Linked DNA regions of Homo sapiens: region 1 is linked to region 2. A link is a contact called in ENCODE Hi-C or POLR2A ChIA-PET data. All regions are on one chromosome and are shown on one strand. Each heading gives the region's core, a stretch centred on a gene start or an enhancer-like site at or near the end of the contact. The rest is flanking DNA. Distances are from core to core; before and after follow the strand shown. Region 1 overlaps NOL4L (nucleolar protein 4 like). Region 2 holds the start of FOXS1 (forkhead box S1).

Region 1 (3,680 bases), core at 210-2,709, 630 kb before region 2:
GCCCCACTTGCTGCTGCCTGTGCCTGAAACTTGCGTGGAGCCACACAGACCTCATGGGCTCCCCTCCTCACTTCTCGCAGGCCTCTGCTCCAGCATTTCTGACCCGTGGGGTTTTTCTGGGCTGCCCTGGCAAACAGGTCCCTCTGCCCTCTTGCCCTGCTTCCATGTGCTTTGCAGCCGTCATCAATGTTTTTCTGCTCATTGTCCATCTCCCTCGTGGATCGAGGGGTGCCAGGCAGGCCAGGAGTGTGTCTGGTCCACAGCTGAGTTTCCCAGCACCTAGAGCGGAGCTTGGCCCATAGCAGGTGCTCAGTAAATACCTGTCGAATGGATGGATGGGGAGTTTGGAGTAGGTGGCACTTTCAACTGTTACTAGAATACTCTGTCTTTTAAGTCGTGAGCATTTGAACAATACCCAAGAGTCTTCCTCCTTCAGCTGTGACTTCAGGTCAAACCCAGAGCATGGCACCCCCTGGGCATCCAGGAAGTAGCAAGGGGCCCATGCAAGATGCCCCGTTCCTGGTTCCCGGAGCCCGCATGGCACGACCAGCTGGGAAGATGGGGAGCCGGCTGCACCTTGCAGCCTTGCTCAAGGCTCCAAGGAACCTTCCCCCACCTGCCAGCCTCTCTTCCCCCTCCCCTTCGTCTCCCTCCATCCAGTTAGCACAGGGGAGAGTTTTGTTGTCCCTTTGTACCCTTTGTGCAGAGCCTTTTGAACGTGTGTGTGTGTGTGTGTGTGTGTGTGTGTGTGTGTGTCCCTCCGGGTGTGTGAGCGAGTTTTCACGAAGGAGGGCTGTGGGTGGAGGTGCTTGTGTTTATGGAGCAGGCAGCCTGTGGGAGGGAGGCAGAGTGAGTGCGTGTGCCTGTGTGTGGGGAGAGGACACTAGAGGACACGTGGGCTCTGTCCATCCCCCGAGGCCCTGGGTGTGCCGCGTGGGGACTACAGGCGTCACAGCCCAGCTCCTGTCCTCTGGATTCAGCAGAGGGTCCACACTGCACAGAAGCTATAAATTCCAGGAAACTCCCTACCAGCCCAGCCGGTGGGGGAGGGAGTGGAGGCGAATCCACACTGGTTCCCTAGCACTTGGAGCAGATGTGTCTGCCTCAGGGACAGCAGTCTAAGAAAGTTCCAACCAAAGTGTGTTTGCTCACTATAAAAGAGGTGTCTGTGAGGGGGGCCCCGGAGGGGAGGCTTGGGGGGTGCTCTGTCAGAGGTCCTCACTGGGGGCCCACAGAGGCCATTGTGTCTTGCTGGGGGGAGGCCAGAACTCCGGGTGTGGGAGCTGCTGGGTCATCTTTCTTGGTTTTACAGCCAGCTCCCAGGCACAGTTGCTTGCTGCTCCTGAAAGGCTGGGCCTGGAGGAGGTGGGGGCCCTTCCCCCTGGAGGGCTGGGTTGAAGGGGCCCCGCCCCGGGGGTTCCCGGATGACTGGCCAAGGGCCGGCCCGAAGCCGGCAGCGAGGAGAGAGGAGGCAGGCGTGGTCCTCTCTAGCAGGCCATCCGGCTGTTTGGAACGCCCTGGCGGCCCCCCAGGCCCTTGAGCTGAACCCCCTTTGCGGTCTGGTCCGAACCCTGGCCTGCCCCGCCCCCTTCCTTCTCTGCACTTCTGGGGCTGGCCCTTTCAGCCCTGGAAGCTGCCCAAGAGCGTATCTTTGAAGCACAGCAAAGGTTAGGAAGGAGGAAGACAGAAACGTCCTCTGGGCTGGGGGAGTGGGAGAAAGGAATTCCATGCATGCTTCATGGGAGTCAGGGCGCCAGGCCTGCTGGGGGCACTCAGCTCAGCCTCAGTGCCTGGTGGCGGGCATGTGCTGCTGCCCGCTTCTTGCCGCCGGGTCCTGTGCAGAGTGAGCCCCGGTCCCTGGGCTGAGAGCAGGGAGCGGCAGCCCTTGTTTACAGCGCTTGTTTCAACCTTGGCTCACAAGGGTAAGAGCCAGGCCCTGCCATCCGCCCCTGCAGGATGCGAGACCTCATAATTGTCTTCAATTACAGACAGTGCCGGCCCTTAGCCTTGGCTTCCGACAGGAACCAGAGCCGGGGCCACTTCCACCGGGCAAGGGGGAGCACCACCCAGCCCTCACTTCAAGGTTTGAGGGCTCCTGCCGCCTTCAGGGCACTCCCAAACGCCCACTGGCCCTGGGGTCCACCCACAAGGCTGCCTCAGGCTGATGAGAGCCCGTCCCTGCTGAATGCCCACCTTCTTTGTCCCTGCTCAGGATGAGACTTCTGTGAGCAGCGAGGATTTTGATATGAGCGACTCCACATGGATGTCAGCTGACCCGCACCTGGCCTCCAGCCTGAGCCCCAGCCAGGACGAGAGGATGCGGAGCCCGCAGAACCTCCACAGTCAAGAGGACGGTGAGTGCCCCTTGGTGGCAGTTGAGGAGGGGCTGTGCCCGGCCCCCTGCTCCCAGTTGTCCTCAGGTGAGAGGTGTGGACACACTCCAGGGTGGCGGAATCTGGGCCAAGGCCTTTGGGTGGCTCAGGCCCAAGCTTGCACTGCCCCCAGTGTTCTCAGCATCTCCATGGGCCCCAGTGCCCCAGCTCCTGGCTCCTTCCTCCCAAAGATGAGGGAGAGAGCCCATAGGACTGGCAGCCTGCGGGGCGGGGGGTCTGCCTGGTTGCCGGGATGCCATGGGCTTCTGCAATGTGGGTTTCAGAGTTACCAGGGGCAGGCCTGGGAAGGTTCACAGTGTACCTAACCCAGAGCAGTTCCGCTGCCCAGCAAGGGAAACAAGCTGTGTTTCTGCAGCCACATGTGAGGCTATAGCCCAGGTCACCTGGTGAGTGACCAGGCAGTGCAGCTGCCCACATTCACCCTAGCCCCTTGGGATGCGATGCGGCTGGCTGGGGAGCTGTCCGGATTCTTCCCTAGCCCTGACCGCCTCCGCGCAGGGCCTGCCAGGCAGCCTACTCCAGCCTCCCTTGGAATAGAGGCTTCCTTCTCAGGGGTTGGAGAGTTAGGGTCAGGAATCAGACCCCAAAGATCCACCCCGGCCTCCACGTGGACTCCCCCAAGTGGTTGGGCTCTGGGACCCTGGCATCTACCTTGGTGTGCCAGGGTTGTGAGGTGGCCCTGTGAGCACAGCACCCCAGCATCGCCTTTGTTTCCGTGGAGGAGATGGTTGGGGGCAGGGATGAGTGAGCTGGGCCCAAGAACTGGGGTGTAGGAGCCGGAGCCAGCAATTAGGAGGGGTTGAAGGTCGAGGCCTGGAATGTGGGAGGGAGGTGCGGATTAAAAAGGGGTGTAATGTGAACTCTGTGAAACGGGTCAGCCTTAAAGAGTAAATAAGGGGTAGGAGCCTTGCTGTTTGGGTCAAAGTTCATCTCCATGGCAGAACCTGCGCGCCTGCCTCCCGAAGGCCTGAATCCGGCTTTGTTTGGGAGGAGACCCAGTCTGGAGGCAGCTGGAGGTGTCTGGGCCAGGGGCTGGGGAGCACAGGGAGTGGCTGCAGGAGGAGTGGGGTGCGTGGCTGCCGGCAAAGAAAAGGCTTTTGTGCTTGATGCCTCGTGAGGTCGGTGCGACCCCCTCGTGCTGCCAGCCTCCCAGGCCAGTGCCGCCTTCCAGCGTTCCCACGGGGGTGGGGACCGGCGGGGGCAGCCACGTGCTCTGGGGGGCTCTGGGGCTGGGACAAGCGCAGCAGCTGACCTCCCGCCTCAACTGAGCCGATTGAGGCCACGCCC
Region 2 (3,637 bases), core at 1,094-3,593:
TGCAGCTAGTCTCTCTTCTTTATTCTGGGGGCTGGGAAGGATCCCAAAACAGGGAACTTGGCCGAACCCTGGGCTTTGGATGCTAACCACTGAAGTACCAGCACCTGTAGGATGCTGTCTTTGAAGAAACTGAGGCGGACCTCCAAATGCAGCCCTAAGGCAGAGGTCAACGTGGAAGACCAGCCCTTCTCCAAGCCCCACTGGTCTTTGCAAGCTGTACGTTGTAGGCAATCTGAGAACTGGAAAGGGGGACTACAACCAGAAAGTTGGTTACCCTGCCATGGGAATAAAGTAGCTGTTTTCCACCCCACATATCAGGCCTTTTATTCTTTTCTGAGTTCTGATTTTATTTATAGGAATCCTCTTACAGATGCCAATATTGTAAGTCTCTTTTAATGATACATTAATAAGCCACCTTCATGGGGGGAAAACTGTGATTCGATAAAGGACAGAAATCAATCAATTGCTGTTTGTTTAGTCATTTAGCAGACATTTCTTGAACACCTACTCTGTTCCAGGCCTCTGTTCCAGTGTCCAGTGTGTGACTCTGGGGGTACAGCAAAACAGCATGCTCTTTACTCTCTTGGAGTTCACATTCTGTTTTCTAGTGGGGACCCAGCGACTCTCCGCTACCCCTGCCCCTCACTGAAGAGGCAGTATTTAGGAATTACAGAATCCTAGGCTCATATCCAGCTTTGTCACTCACTAGATGTGGGACATCAGGGAATTTACTTACCTTCTCTGAGCCTCAGAGCCCTCATCTATTCAAAAGAAGCAATGAAGCCCTCCAGAGCAGGGTTGGTTGAAGAAGTAAGTGTAGGGTTGGGGAGGTGAGCTGGCCTGGTACAGAGTGGGTGAGCAGTGACTTGGGAGTGGGAGAGCAGAGAGGATGCCGTCCCCTCCTCCAGAAGGCCTGACTGTTCTGGGCCTGACTCTCTGGACCTCCCGACCCCAGGCTGCAGCTGGGGTAGCCTCAGTTCAGAGTGACAATCCGCAGCCATGTTCATATCCCTACTCCATACTAGGCTCTTGATGAGGGTGCTGCATTCTGTGTAAGGGGAACCTGTTGCCTCCCCACCATGGCCTGGACAGCTGAGGAGTCACCAGCTCCATGTTAGAGATGGGGAAACTGAGGCTCAGCCAAGGTCTTGAGGTGCCTCTTGGGAGGGAGAATGTCTCTCCCCAGATAGCTGTCCTTCCCACACCAGTCACTAGGGGGCGACAGGGATGCAGCAGAACTGAATTTCATGGGCTCTCCTTACCATCCTAGGTGCCCCTCCCTGCAGACACCCCAGAGCTAGGAGGATGGGGTAGGAGTGGTGTGGCCCCAAGGCCTCTGCACCGCAGGAGAAGGCAGTAGACCACAGGCCTGGGAGAAGAGGGAAAAGCAGGAGTAGAGGTAGGGATTAGAGAAGCCCCTGGGGCTTCTCTCACTCTAGGGGGACTGGGCTCAGGCCCTGCCTCTCTCTCCTCTCTCTCTCTCTCTCTCTCTCTCTCTCTCTCTATTCATTCCTTTCACTCCTTGTGTTTGCACCTGTGTCTCTCAGTATCTCCTTTCTCTCTGGCTTTGTGGATTTCCTTGTTTCTGCCTGCTCAGTGATTCTCACTTTCTCCGTATACTACGTGTGTGTGTGTGTGTGTGTGTGTGTGTGTCTGTGTCTGTGTCTCTGTGTTTCTGTGTGTGTATGTCTCTGTGTGTCTGTGTATGTGCTTGTGTGTGTGTCTGTGTGTATGCCTATGTGTCTGTGTGTGTCTGTCTCTGTGTATATGTGTGTGTGTGCTTATGTCTGTGTGTGTGTGTCTGTGTGTGTGTCTGTGTCTGTGTGTCTCTGTGTGTCTGTACGTGTATGTCTGTGTGTCTCTGTGTGTCTGTACGTGTATGTCTGTGTGTCTCTCTGTGAGTGTCTGAGAGGCTCTGGGTGTCTCTGTCCGTTGTGTCTGCCTCTGTCTTATCTTTGTCTCTCCCTCTTTCTCCCTCTTGTGATGTCTCTACCTCTCTCTGTCTCTATCTCTTTTTTCCCTGTCTCTGTTTCATATGTTTCTGCCTCTGTCTCATTTTGTTTTTGTCTCTGTCCCGCTCAGTTTCACATCCTGTCCCTCCCCAGCCACCACCACCCAGCACACGTGGGCTGAGGGTCTCAGTCCCTTCCTTCCCAACTCCTCATCCCTGGCAGCTGCTCGGCTTCCCACTACTGGCCTCTCCTGCCCGCCTCTTTTGGGCCTTGTGGGAGTGGGGCGAGGGAGGAGGGGAGGATGGCTCAGCAGACCCACCCCTTTTTGCCTTTCCAGGCTGGGAGGCTGGGCCAGTGGACCTTTTAACCAGCCTGGGCAGGCTATTCCGGACGCCAGCCCTGGAAGCTGAGCCTGACCCAGCAGGTCCCAGCAGCCTGGCAGCCCGGCCAGCATGCAGCAGCAGCCTCTGCCCGGGCCTGGCGCCCCCACAACTGAGCCAACCAAGCCTCCCTACAGCTACATCGCCCTTATTGCTATGGCCATCCAGAGCTCACCGGGGCAGCGGGCCACCCTCAGTGGCATCTACCGCTACATCATGGGCCGATTCGCCTTCTACCGCCACAACCGGCCCGGCTGGCAGAACAGCATCCGCCACAACCTGTCACTCAACGAGTGCTTTGTCAAGGTGCCCCGCGATGACCGCAAGCCAGGCAAGGGCAGCTACTGGACGCTGGACCCTGACTGCCACGACATGTTTGAGCACGGCAGCTTCCTACGCCGCCGCCGCCGCTTCACCCGGCAGACAGGTGCTGAGGGCACCCGGGGCCCCGCCAAGGCACGCCGTGGACCCCTCAGGGCGACCAGCCAGGACCCAGGAGTCCCCAACGCCACGACCGGCAGGCAGTGCTCATTCCCACCAGAGCTGCCAGATCCCAAGGGCCTAAGCTTTGGGGGTCTGGTGGGGGCCATGCCAGCCAGTATGTGCCCAGCAACCACTGATGGCAGGCCTCGGCCACCCATGGAGCCCAAAGAGATTTCCACGCCCAAGCCTGCATGCCCAGGGGAGCTCCCCGTGGCCACCTCATCTTCCTCATGCCCAGCGTTTGGCTTTCCTGCCGGCTTCTCAGAGGCTGAGAGTTTTAATAAGGCCCCTACGCCCGTCTTGTCCCCGGAATCAGGCATCGGGAGCAGCTACCAGTGTCGGCTGCAGGCACTGAATTTTTGCATGGGGGCTGACCCAGGCCTTGAGCACCTCTTGGCCTCAGCAGCCCCCTCCCCTGCACCACCCACCCCTCCAGGCTCACTCCGGGCCCCACTGCCCCTGCCAACTGACCACAAGGAACCCTGGGTTGCAGGTGGCTTCCCTGTCCAGGGAGGCTCCGGCTACCCATTGGGGCTGACCCCCTGCCTATACCGGACGCCAGGAATGTTCTTCTTTGAGTAAAGGCAGCCTCACCTCGGGCAGTCCCTGCAGGTCCCTCACCCTCCGGGCTGAGCCTGGCTCTAGGACCTGAAGAACTCTCGAAGGACCCAGCCCTGGTGAGCCAAGGACAACCACACAGAAAGCCAGGATTGAAGCGGTGCTCAGCCAGGCCCCTGGGGCCTCCGGACAAACTTGGGGGTGAGGGGAAGCAGGGCCTCTTGGGATTTACTCTGTGGCTCTCAGGGCCAATAAAGCCATGTG

What was found. A loop is a pair of places that touch in the nucleus more often than their neighbours do. ChIA-PET counts read pairs that join two places held with the same protein, here RNA polymerase II (POLR2A). Pooled maps may share reads with other maps.
Region 1: a loop to region 2 is called in a map of chondrocyte, with 3 times the contacts of the local background. The contact joins the enhancer-like site here to the promoter of FOXS1 in region 2. A Hi-C loop is called at or near these places in 2 of 168 maps with a recorded cell type or tissue (PC-9 and chondrocyte), 1 of 37 single-sample maps with no recorded cell type and 3 of 50 pooled maps. POLR2A ChIA-PET finds 5 or more read pairs at or near these places in 2 of 52 experiments (Panc1 and T-cell).

The regions. Positions count from the first base shown.
Region 1 is chr20:32,473,275-32,476,954 of GRCh38, reverse strand. It overlaps NOL4L (nucleolar protein 4 like), which reads left to right. Exons shown (of 11, transcript NM_001256798.2): 5 at 2,213-2,354. Among named protein-coding and RNA genes, the nearest start is that of NOL4L-AS1, 86 kb to the left of the region's middle. RefSeq lists enhancers at 1-99, 1,644-2,415 and a silencer at 1,271-1,460. Within about 2 kb of position 1,459, at least 33 of the 41 ENCODE cell types and tissues checked have a DNase peak (open chromatin) inside an H3K27ac peak, as active enhancers do; they include PC-9, where a contact is called at or near this core.
Region 2 is chr20:31,844,310-31,847,946 of GRCh38, reverse strand. FOXS1 (forkhead box S1) reads left to right here and starts at 2,343. Exons shown (of 1, transcript NM_004118.4): 1 at 2,343-3,637. The coding sequence starts at 2,405. The coding sequence ends at 3,397. It also overlaps a transcript of DUSP15 not described here. RefSeq lists an enhancer at 2,402-2,959.